Linked DNA regions of Homo sapiens: region 1 is linked to region 2. A link is an interaction called in ENCODE POLR2A ChIA-PET data of the cell type or tissue named here. Cell type or tissue: CD4-positive, alpha-beta T cell. All regions are shown on one strand. Each heading gives the region's core, and the rest is flanking DNA. Links, peaks and the distances in the headings are about the cores only.

What was found. ChIA-PET counts read pairs that join two places held together with the same protein. Peaks named below come from ENCODE experiments on the same cell type or tissue, not always from the same donor. Only the 100,000 strongest peaks of a DNase experiment are listed, where the experiment ranks them.
Region 1: POLR2A ChIA-PET joins it to region 2 with 7 read pairs; 3 of 35 experiments call an interaction of 5 or more read pairs at or near these places.

Annotation. Positions count from the first base shown.
Region 1 is chr11:32,418,205-32,426,796 of GRCh38, forward strand. All of the region lies in intron 3 of WT1 (WT1 transcription factor), which reads right to left. Among named protein-coding and RNA genes, the nearest start is that of WT1-AS, 13 kb to the right of the region's middle. RefSeq lists silencers at 2,840-2,889, 6,309-7,096, 6,630-7,096 and an enhancer at 8,485-8,592. In CD4-positive, alpha-beta T cell, for the core only: no CTCF peak of the experiment used is centred there; DNase peaks (open chromatin) are centred at 2,827 and 3,147.
Region 2 is chr11:32,550,846-32,562,389 of GRCh38, forward strand. No RefSeq gene overlaps it. Among named protein-coding and RNA genes, the nearest start is that of EIF3M, 27 kb to the right of the region's middle. In CD4-positive, alpha-beta T cell, for the core only: no CTCF peak of the experiment used is centred there; no DNase peak of the experiment used is centred there.

The DNA of each region.
Region 1 (8,592 bases), core at 285-5,284, 140 kb before region 2:
CATTTTCTATATGTTTTATAATCCTGGTACAAGTCAAATTAAAAAAAAAAAAAAAGAGCCCAGTTCTATAAGACTCTATGAGGGAAATGGCTTATCATTTACATTAAGACTCCAAAGAAGTCTTACACCGCTATGTAAACCAACAAAAAGCTGTTCTGTCCCCTCTGTATTTATCTCATTCCTAGAAAATTAGCACATGAATCAATTGCCAGAAATCTCCTAAATTACCAAGCTCCATCAGGAATAAATTTATGCCTGAACTGAAATGGTTAATTATGAAATTTGAGACCCAAGAGACCAAGAGTTTTTCTGGGACCTCTTGGTCTAAACACTTTACAGAAGAAAAATTTCACTCTACCTTCATGGCAGAAATGAAAAAAGATAAGAGGCATTTAATATCCGATGTGTGGTATCAGATTGCAGATATAGGACCATCTCTGTCTGGTCATGGCATTCTTTTAAGCTGCTTCACTGGGCAGAGGCAACACCAAATTTTAATTCAGAAAGGCTTTTTTCAGGCCAAGCATAACTGGGAACTTGAGGAGGGGAGAGGGAAATTACAGCAACTCAGAATAAATGAATTCTGTGCTCTCTGTCCGCATAGCGTGATAAATCATGGCAGAGTCCATCTGACTCTCATATAATAACTCTGAAAATTATTTGGAACTCCTTAGTGGTGGGTACACAGGATAAGGAGGAAATCAGATTCCAGGAGGGAATTTTGCATATGAAAAGTGAAGTGACTTCAAACTCAAAGTATGTGCCGTTTCATTAGTCAGTGTGTATCTGGACGCCGTCACTCATCCCCGTGTCTGACTGGCTATTATGCTACTACAATATCCTACATATCAATGAAAAAAAATGATGAGTTTCTCCTGCAGCTTCCCTGTTTGTAGCAGCAGCCCGTACTGGTCTGTGCCACAACATTTTGCAATTCCACAAATTCTTGCTGTAAGGCTGGAGTAATTAATTCCTGAAGGACCCCAACTTTTATTAGAAGTGCCAGCCTGCAGCATTTACCACAGGAGAGTTTCTTGAACTTTCTTTGGGCTGACAGTTCATTAATAAGCGGCCTCCTCCACAATCTCTCTACTGGTTTTTGTTCTCCTGCGCCTTTTCATCAAGCAATCCATTTATTAATCTTACCATTAATCTCAGCCAACAGGCATTGTATTCCCCAGGCAGCTCTATATTTTTGTCACTAATTTTTTAAAAATTGTTCACCAACTAAAATCACTCAGCCCCAGTTGACAATTTTCCTAGGCCCTTTGGGGATATGGGATCTTTCTGAAATTATTTCATCCTTTCACAACTCAGAAAATCATAATTTTCAAGAGAACTGGGAAAGAAAGATGAGTGACAGACGCTGATGCAGAAGGGTGAATGAATCCCAAATATCTAACTTTATGAGTTGGAAATTTTCTCACAGACTTAAAGAATAGTCTGGTTGATTCCTAAGGTCTCTGTAAGGAAGTACCCCAAAGAGAAAATAAACATTTTTTTCCGTTAGACGGAGTCTCACTCTGTCGCCCAGGTTAGAGTGCAGTGGCGCTATTTCAGTTCGCTGCAACCTCAGTCTCCCATGCGCAAGCAATTCTCCTGCCTCAGCCACCCAAGTAGCTGGGACTACAGGCATCTGCCACCATGCCCGGCTAATTTTTGTATTTTTAGTAGACATGGGGTTTCACCATGTTGGTCAGGCTGGTCTCAAACTCCTAACCTCAGGTGATCCACCCGCCTCAGCCTCCCAAAGTGCTGAGATTACAGGCATGAGCCACCGTGCCTGGCCAATATTTTTAATGGCATTTTCTTGGCCCTCAGAAGGCAAATCTTCTCAAATACAAGGTCTATGTCTTACGTATATGACTTTTTCTAGTGTGTACTGTACTGTCTAATATGGTATACACTGGCCACATGTGACTCATGCCACACATTAAAATGATAAGATTTTTTGCTATATTGAGTCAAATATGCTATTTGAAAAATTAATTCCACAGCTTCTTATTTTTTGAATGTGGTTACTAGCAAATTTCAAATTACATGTATGGCTTGTGTTATGTTTCTATTGGACAGTGATGTTCTATAAGTTTTGGGACATTGAGCAAATCAGTTCAGCTCCCTGCCCCTCAGTTTTCTCATCTGTTCAATGGGAATATTAATCTCCATCAGTCTAACTGTACAGAAATGTTGTGAGGCCCATAAAAGGTAATGCCCTCAATGGCCCTTTGAAGATGATACAGATAATATACTTTAATTACTTTAATTTGTTCTAACCTACCAAATTTTGCACAGCACTTTCACACATTCTCAATACTGCTCACAACTTTGTGAGGCAGATGTAATTCTGAGTCCCCATTTATTAGATGAGGGTTGAGGCACAGAGAGATGCCCAGTGCTGGCATGCCTGAGCCCCCACCCTCACTCTGCCCTGCCCCTATGAAGGCATCCTGAGCCTCATCCTCTCATTACCATTTATATAATAATAATAATAACAATAATACAGACAAGAGTCTGGAGGTGAAAGAGAATATGCTCAAGGGAGCATCATGACCTACTCAGTCTCTAGAAAATGACGATGCTGCAAGATGCCCCATGTGTCCTCTTCAGCTCACTAAGGGCAGAGTGCCAAGATCCCAATAGAAGCCCCCTTTGCCATTCTAGCTGTCCTGATAGCTTAGCCTGCAAACTCTCAGAAGAGGAGAGAAGGTGGGGAGGATGTATGGGACAGAAGGACTTTCAGAAAATCCCCAAGCTACTAATAGGTTTCCTGAGGCCAGAGATAGGATCAGAGCACAGTTTTAACCACATCCTGCCTTTTGCTGGCTGGGGCTCCTCAGCTGCTCAGTCAGTGGGCCTGGCTGGCACGGCCTTTCAAATGGAAGTCAATGACAGCAATGACAATAACGGCTGCTGGGGAGGGGACAAAAATGTGAACTGGAGCTAAAAATACTGGGCCGAAGCATGCTCAGGCTCTGATCTCTTTGGGCAATCGCTCAACACCCAGCTCTCATCATGGAAGCCCATGGAAAGAGGCAGCTTCGTTCAAGGAATATAGAGCCTCTGGCAAATGAAGCATCTAATTACTCAATAACCACTGTAGGTGCCACCACCTCATTCCCAGAGGAGATCAGATAAGCAGGTGGTTTGGCTTACAGCGACCACTGTGGTCACGTAGGCATTTCAGCTCCAACCGTCTAACTCTGCCTGTTCGGAAGTGAACTTTCAAATTGCAGGCTGCCAAAATGTATTCCAAAAGTCATGGTGTCCTTTATATTTTTTAAGTAGATTTTTTTTAAAGTCACTTGTTTCCTATGTAAGAATGTTTGAAGTTGGAGGCAAAGGAAAGAGGAAAGAAACTTCTATAACTGGGATTAATGCAAGTTGGAGTAAAATAAAAGGAAGTCAGTCCTAGCAAAAAGGGGGAGCTTAAAAGGAAATCAGTAGTAGATCATATAGAGTTTGTTTTGGCCTGAACTGCAGTATTATTAAGTTCTCGACCTCTGCACAAAAAGAAAGGAAGAAAAAAAGCCTCAGCTGTTATCTAGATGAGAACTCCTCCACTCTTCAAACGCATGTGTGATTCAAGCACATTTTCATCTTTAAGTCTGTTTATTATATTCAGCAGAATAATTTGTGTCATCAAGGGAATAGAACCATCTAACCTGGCTGAGATCAGGGTCACCTCTGCCACGTAGCTGCTGGCTGGCCAGGTAACATCTTGGAAGAAGTAAAGAGCTGCCCCCAGAGGATAAAAAATAAAAAGGCTCAAAGTAGACATAACTGGCATCTGTGATTAGAATTCATGTTTCCAGCTTTTTCGGTAATAGCTGTGTCCCACACCAACAGAAAGGCCTCTGTGGGTGTACCTCTACCTAATAACTTAACAGAGGGTGCAGCCAGACTTCCACACACCCTTTTCCTGTGCTCCTCCCTTTGAGGTGCTTTGCAGCCTGCCTGCCTAGAAATTTCTGCCCAGCAGGCCATAATGAATAATTATTTCACAGTCACTCTCTTGGTATTGTAATTTCTCTCAAGCTCACCAGCTAACCAAAGAAAAACCCACTGGGGATTCCATTTCTATTAATAAACACTTGGTCAGCACAAAAGTTACAGGAATATTTGGAACTAGATTTTTCCTCCTCCCTGGAGACGAGTTTAATTCAAGCCTGTGGCTTTGATAACATTGCCCATCACCCTGGAAGCCGTTTCAGACCTTCCACCTTCTGCCTATCATTGCAGGAAACAAATATTGATTTTCTACTAAGGGAAAAGGCAGTGTACAATGTACATAGGTACACAAGTGAAAAGAGGCATTATTAATTACAATTTTATTTTCTTGGGCATGGGCTGTCATCTGATTTCTGTCTATGTTGAAGGCCAACCCAAGTGGTAGATCGGCACTTCCCACTGAGTTATGGAACCCAAGATTTCCCAGAAACTCTATGGCTGCTGAGGAAGTTTCTCTCATATGAAAAATAATCTACTTGTAACAGGCTCCACTGTCAATGTCACCATTTGTGAATCATCACATCCAGTTCAAAACAGACTAACATTGAATGATTGCTTCCAGAGTCGGAGTGGTTTCACCTGCTAACAGGCAAAAGTACAGCAAAAGGAAATATCTTCATTTAAATTCGTAGCACAGTTGCTAAAGAAGAATATGCAAACCTAATAAAAGAGCAAAAGGAAAGGGAAAGGGCTAGAATGCCTAAAAGAAACAATCAGTGTGCATGGGAATATTTTTCAAACGCAGTGCACAGAACTTTTCAAAGTAGCCATGAGGATCATATGTGAAGTCGGTATAGTCAAGGACTGGGGTCTCCGAGGAAGTCAGCAAAAAGATGAGGCAAAGGGACTCTGGGAAGGAAAGACAGCAGAAAAGGCCCAGCTAGCTGCCTTTTCTAGGTAGAAATTAGGGGGGAAATTGTGCCTAGTAAGGTTGGACCCCACTACTCCCTACACTGACAGAAGAACTTTTCCCTGGTACCTTCCCTCTGGGCAAGCCCAAACCAGGGTGGTCCTGGAAGCAGTCATTCTTTCTGGGTCTGGATGGACAGGGAGAAAGGTCTCTGCCCTGCAATTCTTTAGGTGCCTGGGCTGAACTTCACCCCAACAGTTCACACCCAGTGGTAAAGACAAAACTGGAGGAGTCTGGAGTTTGAAAGACAACTGCTCTGTGTGTTAGAACTTCAGGAGAATGCTCAAGCCTGCTTCTGATAATGGCCTTCAGGGAAAACGCTGTCCCAAACCACTAAGAACTTTCTGTTGAAAGCTACAGGTAAAACTAATGGATAACTGACTTCTTTCACAACTGTGGGAAATAGGAGACCATCCTTGAGTGAGACTGAGGACAGATGCCACCTTCACAAAGAGAATGGCACTTATCCATCTAGAGAGAAAGCAAGTGCAGAGGGTAGGAGGATGGATTCTGGAGCTGTATTGCCTGAATTTGAACACCACTTCCGTCCCTTAACTGTGTCACACTGGGGAAATTTACTTCTCAGGGCCTGAGTTTCCTCCTCTGTAAAATGGCAGTGATAACCTGTTGTGTCCTTCAGAGAGTCACTAGGTAGATTAAATAAGTCAACACTTGTAAAGTGCTTACAGTGGTACCTGGTGCATGTTAAGTCTACATAAGCATGTGCTCTTATGATTTATGAGCAAAAGTGATACATTGGCCTGGTGCGGTGGCTCACGCCTGTAATTCCAGCACTTTGGGAGGCCCAGGCGGGTGGATCACAAGGTCAGGAGTTTGAGACCATCCTGGCTAACACGGTGAAACCCCCTCTCTACTAAAAATACAAAAAATTAGCCAGGCGTGGTGGCACATGCCTGTAGTCCCAGCTACTTGGGAGGCTGAGGCAGGAGAATCTCTTGAACCCGGCAGGCAGAGGTTGCAGTGAGCCAAGATTGCACCATTGCACTCCAGCCTTGCAACAGAGCGAGATGCCATCTCAAAAAAAAAAAAAAAAAAAAGTGATACATTGCCTATACAAGGGGAGTAATCAGATAGGGAATCCTGCGTGGTCTGGTGTCACTCAGTGATTCAGAGCACAGCTGGGCTGTGAAGTCAGAGAGACTAAGGATCAAATCCTGATTCTGATTCTCACTTGCTGTGTGACTTTGAGCAAGTTACTTTGAGACTCTGAACTTAAACTAGAAATTATAGTACCTGCCTCAACGAGTAGTCAAAAGGGTTAAATGGGTAAACTGAGTGAACCATTTAACGTCATGCACAGCAACATATAGTCAGCATGCAATAAATTCCAGTTATTACATTATAAGGACTCATGCTGTCATCCAACAATGATCACTGGGTTCCGTAAGGGCAGACACCTGGTTTCAGAAACCCTAGTGACCTTTACACAAAACTCCACCCACCTTGTATATGAGAGGAGAGGGTAAGGAGGATAGAGAAAACCACCTCCTGTCATTTCCCATAAGTTGCTGATTGAATGTATTTTCTATTCACTGTTGTTCATAGCCACAACAAATATATATGCAGCTGCAACTCCTCAGAACTGTCACCTGAGAGAAAGGAGGGAATTGTGCAGGGGACAAGGGAAGAACTGGGATTTTGAGAATGTCCTCAAAGCACACTCCACACTGTATTTTGCTTATTTAATGTCAGATCTGTACCATTACCTTTCTTTAGACTGACAAGGGAAAGTATATCCAAAGACTGGGAAGAGGCCCAGCACAGCGGCTCACACCTGTAATCCCAGCACTTTTCGAGGCCAAGGTGGGCAGATTACCTGAGATCAGGAGTTTGAGACCAACCTGGCCAACATGGTGAAACCCCGTCTCTACTAAAAATACAAAAATTAGCTGGGCATGGTGGCCAGCACCTATAATCTCAGCTACTTGGGAGGCTGAGGCACAAGAATCACTTGAATCTGGGAGATGGAGTTGCAGTGAGCCAAGATTGTGCCACTGCACTCCAGCCTGGGCGACAGAGTGAGACTGTCTCGAAAAGAAAAAAAAAAAAAAAAAAAGACTGGGGAAGAAAAAGTTTGGTGAGGGAGGGGGAGAAAAAGCTGGGCAGTCAGCCTCAGAGGGTCAAATGCAACAAGGCAAACAAAATACAAGCAAGCTTTCCCCAGAAAGTCCCAAACTTTAGAGAGAAAAAATGAATGAAACCAGGGACCAGTAGAAGCACCACTGAATACCTAAAATCCAAAAGTTAGGGTGTTAAGCAATTAAAGTTTAGTCCTATTTTTTATGCTTCTTCAACCATTACATTCACAAAAGCATTTAAATACCCTTTCAAACTTGTTTAGGAGTAGGAAAGAGGGAAACCATATAACTGTAGTAATGTTGGTGCACAGACCCAGGTTTAAAACATTCCTACACCTGCCCATTCATCTTTAGACTGCAAGGGAAGCACATGATCTTTGAAAACTGAATGGAAATGTTAATTTAGAGTGAATGGAGCTTTCAAGATCCAGACAGCACAAATTCCAAGGGAACAAACTCTTCCTACAGGGGTCACAAATTCTTTTTTGAGATGTTACTACTTGGGAAATTTTCTGTGAGAGGGAAAAATAGTATTTTTATTGGATTTGTGTAAAAATAACAGGACCAAAGAAAGTTCCTCAATTATAAAGAAAGAAGATAGAAATAAACAAATACTTCTGAAAGGTGAATTTGATGAAGTGCTTAATACAGTGGCCAATCAGAAGCTGGATTAGAAAACGTGAAAATTTATGTGATGTTTCCTACTTCCCTAGCAACCACAAAATCAGACCTAAGTCAAAATCCACCATAGGCACCCTGGAGAATTGCTATTAAACCAGTGGTAATGATCGCTTTTTCCTGGACTCCTCTTTCAAGGCTGCCAGGTCCTCTGATGGACCCCTTCCTAGGGTCCCACAGGGTGAGTCTCGGCTTGGGAGAGGGAAGTAACGGATGTGTGTGTAGCTTCGAGTCACTGAGGCACCAGACTGCAAGGTCTTCCAGTCCCCAACCCCCAAGAACACCTCCCATATCGACAGTGCCCACTCCCGCATCAAGGTCTTCTCTCAGCCTAGTGTGACACACCAACTGAGTCCACAGGGAGCTAAGGAGGAAGGGGTGGACCAAGGTCATTACGTGGGAACCATTCCAACAGCCCGCCTGATGGCTACTAGAATAACAGCAATGACACCCTGGCAATGGGCAGGAGCAGCTACACAAGAAGAATGGCAATGGCCCCGCTGCCAGTTTTGCTAGGGAAGGAGATTCACCTCAGAGAATAGGTGCGAATCCTGCCCCCATTCCAAAGACTTTACCCACCGAAGGGAGGCGCTGAGGTGGCAGGCTTGGGGCAGCATGCCGCGCCTGTGGTGCAGAACAGGAATGATTTCTAGCTAGGGACGCAGAAAAAGAAGGATGGGGAGGTGCGACCATTGGTGTTCTTGCCCACCGCCTGCCTCCACCCGCCCAAAAAAAGTGTGATGAGGAATCCAAGTTTCGAATAGATAAACCGGATGTTCCGGGGGAAAAAAAGGAAAAAAAAAGGTTTCTCCAGTCCGCGCGCCTCAGGCGTTAGAAATAGAAGGGGCGCATCCCTGCACCTCTCTAGAAACTCCCGGGAAGGAGAACCTTAGATGC
Region 2 (11,544 bases), core at 3,819-8,818:
CTTGATGTTATCTTGAGACTATTGCTAATTCTTCCCATTAAAGCTTCTACACTCATCTTATTTGATTTATCATCATTTCATTGTGGGTTTTGTTTGTTTGGTTTGGTTTGATTTTTGGCTTATAAAGTTGTTGTTTTCCTACTTAAAAATTGAACTTTAAACTCTTTTTACCTGTATTTATAATGATAATTTCATTATCAGGTTAAGCCAACATTCATTCCATTTGGTTCCTGAATGGTGCAGCCAGCAGATGGACTAGATCTGTGCCTGTCATGCTTTAACATAGCATGTGCGCACAAATCACTTAGGCCTTGTGTTTAAAAAGGTGATTCTGTCTTAGCAGGTCTGATTTGAGGCCAGAAATTTCCCATTTCTAACAAGCTCTTGAGTGATGCCAATGGTGCTGGCCCTTGGACTGCACTTGGAGAAGCAGAGAAAGGTCCTTTCTAACTTTAGATGTCATATCCTAGAGTTCCAGTGGGGTTCATGTAGGCTCACTGGAGAGTTTATGAAATGGTCCAAAATCCTGATGAGAAAAGTTAAAGTTTTGGCAGCTACATATATTCCCCTTCGTTAGGAAATGCAATCAGGAGAGGAAAAAGAAGCCCAGCATTCACTGATGAGCAGCAAGTGTGATGTCTTGGGTTAAGAGAAAATGGCCTTGTTCATTTTCACGTTACCGCCTTCTCTCCCTCTCTCCCTTTTCTTCCAATAACCTTGACCTCTCTCCCCCACACACATTCAGTTGGGTAGCTCCTATACCTACATAAATTTGGCTTTTATTCACCAACCATCATTCAGAAACTCAAAACTGTACTGTTAAAAGAAAAGAAAAAAGATACTGAGCTGTGCCTCTGACAAGATATATACAAAGTTACTCAAAGCATCACTGTGTTCTCAAAGAAGGATGGGAGGCAATGTGGATTCACCATATATGTTCCCATATCCTGAGGCTTTAGCCACTAATCCAGGAGGCTTCTTTCTCCAATGTAACTCATTCCTACCTCATTCATGGTATACCTGTAGCTAGGGATGAATGATTCTTAAACCTGCAGCCAAGATATGAATGAAAAAGTTTCCCCAAATTTAAAAAATAATTGGCTAGCCTAGAAGCTATTGTTGTGGGCCAGATTTCATGGATTATTCTTTTTTTCCCTTTAGGGCAAGAGGTATACTAATTTAGAAAGGTAGAAAACTGGTATCTTAGTTTTCTGATATCTTGTTTCCGTTTTTCAAAGGTACAGGTCAAGTGGCCAGGTGCAGTGGCTCACGCCTATAATCCCAGCACTTTGGGAGGCCGACACGGGTGGATCACCTAAGGTCAGGAGTTCGAGACCAGCCTGCCCAACATGGTGAAACCCCAACTCTACTAAAAATACAAACATTAATTGGGCATGGTGGCGGGCGCCTGTAATCCCAGCTCCTCAGGAGGCTGAGATGGGATAATTGCTGCAACCCGGGAGGCGGAGGTTGCAATGAGCTGAGATCGCACCACTGCACTCCAGTCTGGGCACAAGACTCCATCTAAAAAAAAAAAAGCCTGGGCGGAGGCCGAGGCAAGAGGATCACAAGGTCAAGAGGTCGAAACCATCCTGGTCAACATGGTGAAACTCCGTCTCTACTAAAAATACAAAAATTAGCTAGGAATGGTGGTGCATGCCTGTAGTACCAGCTACTTGGGAGGCTGAGGCAGGAGAATCGCTTGAACCCAGGAGGCAAAGGTTGTAGTGAGCCGAGATCATGCCACTGCACTCCAGCCTGGCGACAGAGTGAGACTCCGTCTCAAGAAAAAAAAAAAAAAAAAAAGAGTACAGGTCAAGGATAACGACCTGAATTTCCCACTCCACTTTGTAGTTGAATACCCAGTTTAATGAAATAAGAGACTTCAAGAACATTCATGTTACATTGGGTGAATGTAAGTGGAAATAATTTTTAAATCTTTCAAGTTACTATTTTTTCTAAAATTCCAAATCCATTCATGTAAGCCTTAGACCAGATCATTTGAATCATTGAGAAACTAAAACAACTAATGTCTGGCATAAATTTGAAAGCCCTTCAGCAACTGCAACAAAGCAAACAAAATGATGGAGAATGCAGCAGGGAACGAGGGAGGGGAGAGCAGGCTAGAGCTAAATAGTTGTCTCTTTCTGGGAAGGTTTCCTGTTGGAGGAACATTTAGAGCTATGAGGGAGAGAGGGAATGCCCACTCAGCTGGTATAATCAATTCAAAGGGTCAGTAGTGTGGCAAAGGATACCAACAGATGACCCTCAGTTCCAGTTATTTATTGCTGCATAACAAGCGATCACAAGACTCAGTGGCTTAAAACAATAGCTCTTTTTCTTACATCTCACAATTTTGTGGGTCAGGATTTTGACCAGGGTATAGCTGTTCCATGTGGTGTCAACAGAGGTCACTTGGAAGTATTCAGCTGGTGGGTGAGCTTATCTGCAGGATCCAAGATGGCGTCACTCAAATGTCAGGAGACTTGACATGAGGACATGAGGGATGGCTGTAAGGCAAGGCTCAGCTACATTTGTCGACGAAAATGCCTTCATGGGGCTTCTTCAGCATGGAAGCTTGAGGGGTGTGACTTCTTACAAGAGCCACGGCATCAGTGATCAAGGGGGAATCTGTATGACCTTTTATGATGTAGATTTGGAGGTCACATACCATCACTTTCCTGTACTTTTTGTCAAAGCAGTGATAAGCCTGCCCATTTTCAAACAGAAGTGATACAGACCCCATCTCTTGAAGGGATAAGTGTCAAAGAATTTGTGGCCATCTTTAAAAACTGCCACACCATAAAACTCATGAAATACTTCTAGAAATGGTGGAGCTCAGTAATTAACTACTGGTTACCAAGTGAATGTAAACTCAAACAAATGTACCTTATTTCTCAGTGTATATATATAAATACATATTTGAAATAAAAACTTCTTCTTCCTCTTCTTCCTCTTCCTCTTCCTCTTCTTCTTCCTCTTCTTCTTCCTCTTCTTCTTCTTCTTCCTCTTCTCATTCTGTCACCCAAGCTGGAGTACAGTGGAATAATCATAGCTCACTGCAGCCTCCTACTCCTAGGCTCAAGCAATCTTCCCACCTTAGCCTCCTATAGAACTAAATAAGAATGTGCCACCACACCTGGCTAATTTAAAATTGTTTTTTCTAGAGATGGGGCTCCCTATGTTTGCCCAGGCTGGCCTCAAACTCCTGGCCTCAGGCAGTCCTCTGGCCCTGGCCTCCAAAAATGATGGGATTACAGGCATGAGCCACCATGCCCAGGCAAAAGTTGGATATTCTTATTCACATTATATTCAGATGTACAAAATAAGTCCTTTAAAATTTTGTTACTCAACTTGGCAAAAATTCAGTTACTTTTTTTAATATTACATCACAGCCATGTCTTATTTTATTGCCATCTACTTTGTAAAATAAGCAAACAATGGTATCTACTGTCAACTACATGACAATAAATTGTAGCTTTTGCTAAGAGCAATATACTATCTCTTATTGTAAAGTATTTTTCATGTTAGGATTTTATGCACTTCCTCTGAAAAATAGATAATGAGTGAAGTACAAAATGTTTCCGTATCTATGAATTTCATTACATGGGGGAACAAATTAGTGCTGTTAGAAGCAGCAGTCATAGTTCGTTTAATGGCTTTGTACCATATCACCTTCATTTCTTTACTTACCACTTCCCAAATCCTGCCCACAACTTTGCAAGGAGGTTATTAAATTTTTATTAACTAATAAAATAAATTAAAATTTGGAAAAGATTTTTTTGAAAAAGAATGATATAAAATGAGGTTCTTACACATAAAGTTATTCACTGTCCATATTGATCTCTCTGCTCTGGCAGCAGCTGAGATTTGCATACAGTTAATAAAAATAAAATTGGCAAGAATTTGAAAAGTGGAGACCCTGGAATAGTCTGGCTCATCAGAGAAAATGGCAGCCTCACACCATCTTAAGGGGACTTCTTAAGCACTTGATTCTCTTAGATGATGTGTTCCTGGATAACCTCTCTCTAGCCTTTTATATGTAGGTCAATTAAATATAAATATTCTTGTGGAATGACTGCTAATGGGTACAGGGTTTCTTTTGGGGGTGATGAAAATGAAATTAGATAGTGGTGATAACTGCACAACCTTCTGAAAAAAACACTGAACTATACATTTTTAAAAAGTTAATTTTATAGTATGTGGATTATATTTTAATAAAAATATAAACATGCTATTAATAATATATGATCCTTATAGAAGAATGTGGAAAAGAAATGTTAACAACTAAAAACCTTTAAAAATACGTTAACAAGTGAAATTATTATATACAGTCTGTGTAGAGCACAATCTAATTTATATTTTCTACCACGTGTTGACAGTACCAGCAACAGTGAGGTATTAAATTCTGCAGTCAGGCAAAATGAATACTGAGTTAATCTTTGCCACTTGTCCCCACTTACAATCACCACGCCAACCACCCTCCCTAAACTGCTCATTAAAATGTCATGGAAAGAATGTGACCTGGCCTCTACAGCCTTGCTTTAATAAGACTATCAGCACGACCAAATCAATATGTAAACCCACATACTCCATTTTTATCAACTATTCAAAGTAGTGTTTATGTTGAAACTCATTTGAAGCCACAGCTCCAAAAAAAATGCCCACTAACCTGAGAATTGCTGCTCATAGCTGTTAGCATTTGCTTATTTAACATGGATAGCTTCCTTTTTTGCCTTTTCTTCACTTCAATGGTTTTATCCATTATTAAGGCTCACCTTGTGTTAAAAAATACATTTTTATTGGTCTCTTCACTCCCAAAAGGCCACAAGAATGCCTGCCAATAACTAGTACTTAGAGAATATGATTTGCTACTAAAATACTGAGATGATCACAAAAAAGTCTTTCGAACTCCAAGCATAAATTGTCAAAGAAAAGTTCATGAATTAAGTCATCAAATACTAGCGTTGTAGCCATAATATAATAGCCTCCACTACACTCTTCCATCACAAAAACATTGTCCCATTTTCACCACTGGAAATCAATCTATGCTGGATTTGCCTCTGAAAATAGAAGGGACCATGGTGCTGCTAAGGGCACTGAGAGAGCAGATCAAAGTCATATACAGCAGCGCAGCAAATAGGGCAGCAGCTCACTGTGAGTCGAGGGCACAGACACTGAAGTAGTGAAGTAGTGAAGTCATCGGGGGTGTGCTCTTGTCTGCAGCGCTCCCTCTCTGGTGTTCTCAGACCCCTGGTGGCTCTGACCACCCTTGCGATGCCTGGAGCCCTTTGATGTGTCTCCCCAGCCAAGCTGTCACCTCTGACCATGCCCCAAGCTTCCAAATTAGTCCTCCCATATCCCTATCAAAGCTCCAATTTCCTCATTGACCCCTCCCCATAGATGTTAGAAAAGTGATATAGAACGCGTACATGATGATGCTTTGAAAACTGCACAGCTCTATATAAATGGCCTTTGTTATCGTAACCAACATGTTAATCCTCAGTGTGGTTTATATGCATATTAAAAGAGGCTGCTTGCGGTGATACCTTGACCTGAGGAATAAATCTCTAGTGGTAGAATGGTAAATGGGAGGAACGTTTTGGGAAACGGAGGTTTCCCAGCCAGCCAGCCAGCCAATTAGCTATAAATCACAAGGTATAGGTGTCATCTATTCTGCAACTTTGTTAAACATACAAGGCTTCTGAATTTCATTGGTTTGTAGTTAGACGTTGAACTTAGCATCTTGAGTGTTAAATTGCTTATTATTGGGTGGATACTATCCACATGGCTTAAAAAATGTCTATCACCTCAGTAAGTTTTCCACTATATTTATCAAAAATGTATTATTTTATTGGAGCATTGGTTGTCCAAGGGTGTCCCTTCTACCTTGGCCCTTTGTTTAACTCACCAGGCACCATGACCTAACTCTTCATGAAAAGAAGGCACAAACAGCAGTAGCCTCCTGGGTCCCAGATTGTCTCATCACTTGTGTCATCTTTCGCTCTGTGGTCTCAGATTCTCGGCTCCACATCCTGACTTCAGTTATGTTAGTTATGCTACTGTCTCTTCTGTTTGAAGATCCACCCACACGTATCTCCTGGCTTTTTGAGCTTTGGAATTTCACAAGATTCTAAACTCCATTCCTTCTCTCAGTTTTGGTACCCCATTTAGTTTCTGATGAGAAGCTCCTTTAAATCCACTCCTTTAAATTCAGTCTTACCTTGGCCTGCCACAGTGGCTCACACCTGTAATCCCAGCACTTTGGCAGGCCAAGGCGGATGGATCACTTGAGGTCAGGAGTCTGAGACCAGCCTGGCCAATGTGGTGAAACCCTGTCTCTATTAAAAACACACAAAAGGCCAGGAGAGGTGGCTCATGCCTGTAATCCCAGCACTTTGGGAGGCTGAGGCAGGTGGATCACCTGAGGTCAGGAGTTCAAGACCAGCCTGGCCAACATGGCGAAACCCTGTCTCTACTAAAAATACAAAAATTAGCCAAGCATGATGGCACGTGCTTGTAATCCCAGGTACCAAGGGGCTGAGGCAGGAGGATCACTTGAACCTGGGAGGTGGAGGTTGCAGTGAGCCAAGATTGTGCCACTGCACTCCAGCCTAGGCAACAGAGCGAGACTCTGTCTCAAACACACACACACACACACACACACACAACTAGATGGGTGTGGTGGCGCATGCCTGTAATCCCAGCTACTTGGGAGGCTGAGGCAGGAGAATCACTTGATCCTGGGAGGCAGAGGTTGCAGTGAGCCGATATCGTGCTGCTGCATTCCAGTCTGGGTGACAGAGCAATGCTTTGTCTCAAAAAAAAAAAAAAAAAAAAAAAGGAAAAAAAGAAACAAAATCCTACCTTTAACACTATCGATGGTTACATGAGATAATAATTTGTTATGTAATGGCCTACTTAACCGCATTTTACTGGGACAACCTGAGAAAATGATTCTTTTATTTTGTAACATTATAAACACTATTTAACCAAACTTATATGGTGCCAAAAGCATGACATATGATTGCATGTGTTAAACAGAAGGTATTTTCATCAGCTGTTATTTAAGGCCTCACATTTAACTTCGGGAGACACTCTGTCATTACCGTTGAAGCTTGCTGTGCAAGTAGCAGTGGAAATAATGCCCCTTTTTTTTTTTGGAAAAAATAAGATGCTTTTTGACACTTCAAATATCAAGATAAATTCAGCCAATTTAGACTTGGCCCATCTTTATACAACATTTTTAAAAGAGGAGGGCACTGTTATTGGTATTGTACTTTATGTGTGCGTGGTTGGAGGCAGTTCATTTAAGGGATAAACATCAAGGCTAAATCTGTGGTTTTATAAATGTAAACAAACTGGTTTGATTTTAGCTATGACCAAACAGATATGCTCGGAAGAAATCTTTGTTCCATCCCGATCCATGTAACTTCCAATTTCCAAGTGGTAGACACGATAGATTAGCACTCAGCACTCAGCATCAGTCCAAGTTCTTTCTAAATAGTAGCGTTCTTATACAGCAGAGGCCAGGAAGCAGAAATGACAGCTCCTAGAGTCACTTGAAGCTAAGTTTGTGATTTCCTAGCATTGCTGTAACAAATTACCACAAATTAGGTGGCTTAAAACAATAGAAATGGCCCAGCACAGTGGCTCACGCCTGTAATCCCAGCACTTTAGGAGGCTGAGGTGGGTGGATCACGAGGTCAGGAGTTCAAGACCAGCCTGGCCAAGATGGTGAAATCCCATCTCTACTAAAAATACAAAAATTAGCTGGGTGTGGTGGCGCACATCTGTAATCTCAGCTACTCGGGAGGCTGAGGCAGGCGAATCACTTAAACCCGGGAGGCAGAGGTTGCAGTGAGCAGAGATTGCCATTGCACTCCAGCCTGGGCAACAGAGCAAGACTCCATCTCAAAAAAAAAAAAAAAAAAAAAAAGAAAAGAAAAGAAAACAAAAGAATAGAAGAGAAAAGAAAAGAAAAGAAAACAATAGAAATGTATTATCTCACAGCTCTGGAGGCCAGAGGTCCAAAATCAATGTGTTGGCCGGGCTGTGCTCTCTCTGGGGGCTCTAAGGGAGATTCCTTCCTTGCCTCTCCTAGTTCCCCATGCTGCTAGGCATTCTTTGGTTTGCGGCTGCATCACTCCAATTTCCACCTCTGTCTTCACATGACCTTCCCTTCTCTCTGTGTCTTCTCCTCTTCTGTCTCCTGTAAGGACACTTATCATTGGATTTAGGGCCCACTCAGGTAATCAGGATGATCTCACTTGAAATTCTTAACATAAATGCATTTGCAAAGGCCTTTTTCTCCCCAAATAATGTCACATTCTTGGGTTCCCGGTGGACCAGTCTTCTGGGGAGCCAGCCTTCAACCCACTGCGCCAGGGCTTCTGGATGTGAACTAGGCTCTGTCCATGAGATGCACTGTGTGGAGTTGCAAGGCAGAAGTGAGGAGGGAGCCATCTTTCTACTGCTCTGGCTGAAGCTGTTGGCCATCACAGGTATGGAGACCTTGGGATTTACTGAAGCAAATTAACGGGGGACAGCCTTTAAATTAGTGAAGGTCAAAGGCAATTGCAGGGCTGTGCAGTGGCTTCTTGATTTCAAGAGTGCAGCTCCAGCTCTGTGTTCTTCAAATCAACAGGGGCCTGATGATCCCCACCTTCCCGAGTGGAGCAGATGCAGCTCCCTTTTGAGTCAGTTCTTCGGTGTTGTGCTGGGAGCTTCTAGGGTCCAACCTAGAACCTACAACTTTAGTATATAATTCCCTGTATTAAATCCCTTTCTGCTTAAAATAATAAGTTAGTCCTGTTTCCTGCAACTGAACTCTGCCAATACATTTTTTGTTGTTGTTGTTGCAGCTGAAAGTAAATTTTTAATATTTAAAATAGTATAATTTTACCCAGCACTTTGGGAGGCCGAGGCGGGTGTAACACTTGAGGTCAGGAGTTCGAGCCAAACCTGGCCAATGTGGTGAAACCCTGTCTCCACTAAAAATACAAAAATTAGCCAGGCGTGGTCGTTTGCACCTGTAATCACAGCCACTCAGGAGGCTGAAGCAGGAGAATTGCTTGAACCGGGGACGTAGAGGTTGCAGTGAGCCGAGATAGTGCCACTGCACTCCAGCCCAGGCAACAGAGCAAGACTCTGCCTCAAAAATAAATAAAATAAAATAAAATAACATAAAATAAAATAGCATCACTTTAGATTCAGCTCTGTATACTGTTTTAGGTTTGGCTCATGGTAAGTAGGCCAAAAAATGATTTGAATAATGAAACACAAGAGTTTTTTTTTTTTTTTAGACGGAGTCTCGCTGTTTCGCCAGGCTGGAGTGCAATGGCGCGATCTCAGCTCACTGCAACTTCCACCTCCCTGGTTCAAGCAATTCTCCTGCCTCAACCTCCCAAGTAGCTGGGACTACAGGAGTGTGCCACCACACCCAGCTAATTTTTGTATTTTTAGTAGAGACAGGGTTTCACCATGTTGGCCAGGTGGGTCTTGAACTCCTGACCTCATGTGATCTGCCCACCTCGGCCTTCCAAAGTGCTGGGATTACAGCGTGAGCCACCGTGCCCAGCCTAGGAGATTTTTTTAGGGTGATAAAACTATTCTGTATGATAGAGTAATGGTGGATACATGATGCTATACATTTGTTAAAACTCACAGAATTTCACAGCACCAAGGGTGAACCTTAATGTATGCAAATCTTTAAAAACTCACTTAGGAAGCTGGGGATCTTCTGAAGAATATGACCAAAGAATCTAATCTATTGCAATTATATAAAACAAGCCCAGGCACGGTGGCTCACGCCTGTAATCCTAGCACTTTGGGAGGCCGAGGCTGGCGGATCACCTGAGGTCAGGAGTTCAAGACCAGTCTGGCCAACACGGTGAAACCCTGTCTCTACAAAAATACAAAAATTAACGGCGTGGTGGCCTGCATCTGTAGTCCCAGCTACTTGGGAGGCTAAGGAAGAAGAATTGCTTGAACCCAGGAGGTGGAGGTTGCAGTGAGTCAAGATCATGCCATTGCACTCCAGCCTGGGCAACAGTGTGAGACTCTGTCTCAAAAAAAAAAAAAAATTAGCAGGGCGTGGTGGTGGGCACCTGTAATCCCAGGTACTTGGGAGGTTGAGACAGGAGAATCCCTTGAACCTGGGAGGCAGAGGTTGCAATCAGCTGGGATCGTACCACTGCACTCCAGCCTGGGCAATAGAGCAAGACTCCATCTCAAAACAAAACAAAATAACTATATGAAACAACCTCACTGAAGGATTGGGAAGGAAACATGCCAACCTAAGTAAATTTGAACATGAGCAGAATCTCTAAAATTAAAGGCAAAAGGAACTTTTTTTAAAAAGTATTTTTAAAAATTCCCTTTTAAGTAATTATTTCTTTTCTTCATTCTTACCTGGGGCATTCTGTGTAGAAGATATGAGTCCTGTCTTTTTCTCATAAATAAACTGCATATTCTCAAAAATGTAAAAGGTTTTCCTAAGCTAATGCAAGGGTTGTAAAATGGTGGTTCAAGGGCCTGATTCAGCCTACAGATATATTTTATTTAGTCTTCACAATGTTTTAAGAATACTGGAGTTAGTTGTTTATGTTTCAAAAATCTGAGGATTATGTACAGAGATATGGATTCCCAGCTTTTCTGAAGAAAATCAGAAGCTCTAACAGGACTAAGCCCATATTCACATCTGATAGTGTGCACGGCAACGGTGGTTATAGCTAAGAAGATGCTGGACTCTTTTTTTTTTTTTTTTTTTTAAGAGATGGAGTCTCGCTCTGTCACCCAGGCGAGAGTGCAGTGGTGCGATCTCGGCTCACTGTAACCTCCGCCTCCCGGGTTCCAGCAATTTTCCTGCCTCAGCTTCTTGAGCAGCTGGGACCACAGGCGCACGCCACCACACCCGGCTAATTTTTTGTATTTTAGTAGAGACGCGGTTTCACCGTTTTACCCAGGCTGGTCTCGAACTCCTGAACTAAGGCAATCTACCCACCTCGGCCTCCCAAAGTGCTAGGATTACAGGCGTGAGCCACCGCGCCCGGCCGATGCTGGACTCTTTAGAGAAGGTTTGTTACTCAGTTTGTCACAATTTCCACTGATTAGGCCCACATCACTCACGTAAGTTACCTGCATGCCCCACACGCATCTGACTTTGCAATCACCACGATATTGGGAAGATTCAGGACAATCCAGCACTGCCCCCATCTGACAGCTTCCTCTTACCCGTGTTTCCCAACGCTTCCTAACTTGCTTACTGTTTTCCCAGAGGAAAAAAACCTGACAATGTGTGACTTCAAATAGCATCCTTTGCATTTCAGAGAACATCTAAAAAAGACTATCTAACTGAAAGCAGTGACTTTTTTTTTTTTTTTTTTTTTTTTTTTTTTTTTTTTGAGATGGAGTCTCGCTCTGTCTCCCAGGCTGAAGTACAGTGGAAAGATCTCGGCTCACTGCAAGCTCCGCCTCCTGGGTTTTACGCCATTCTCCTGCCTCAGCCTCCCGAGTAGCTGGGACTACAGGAGTGCACCACCT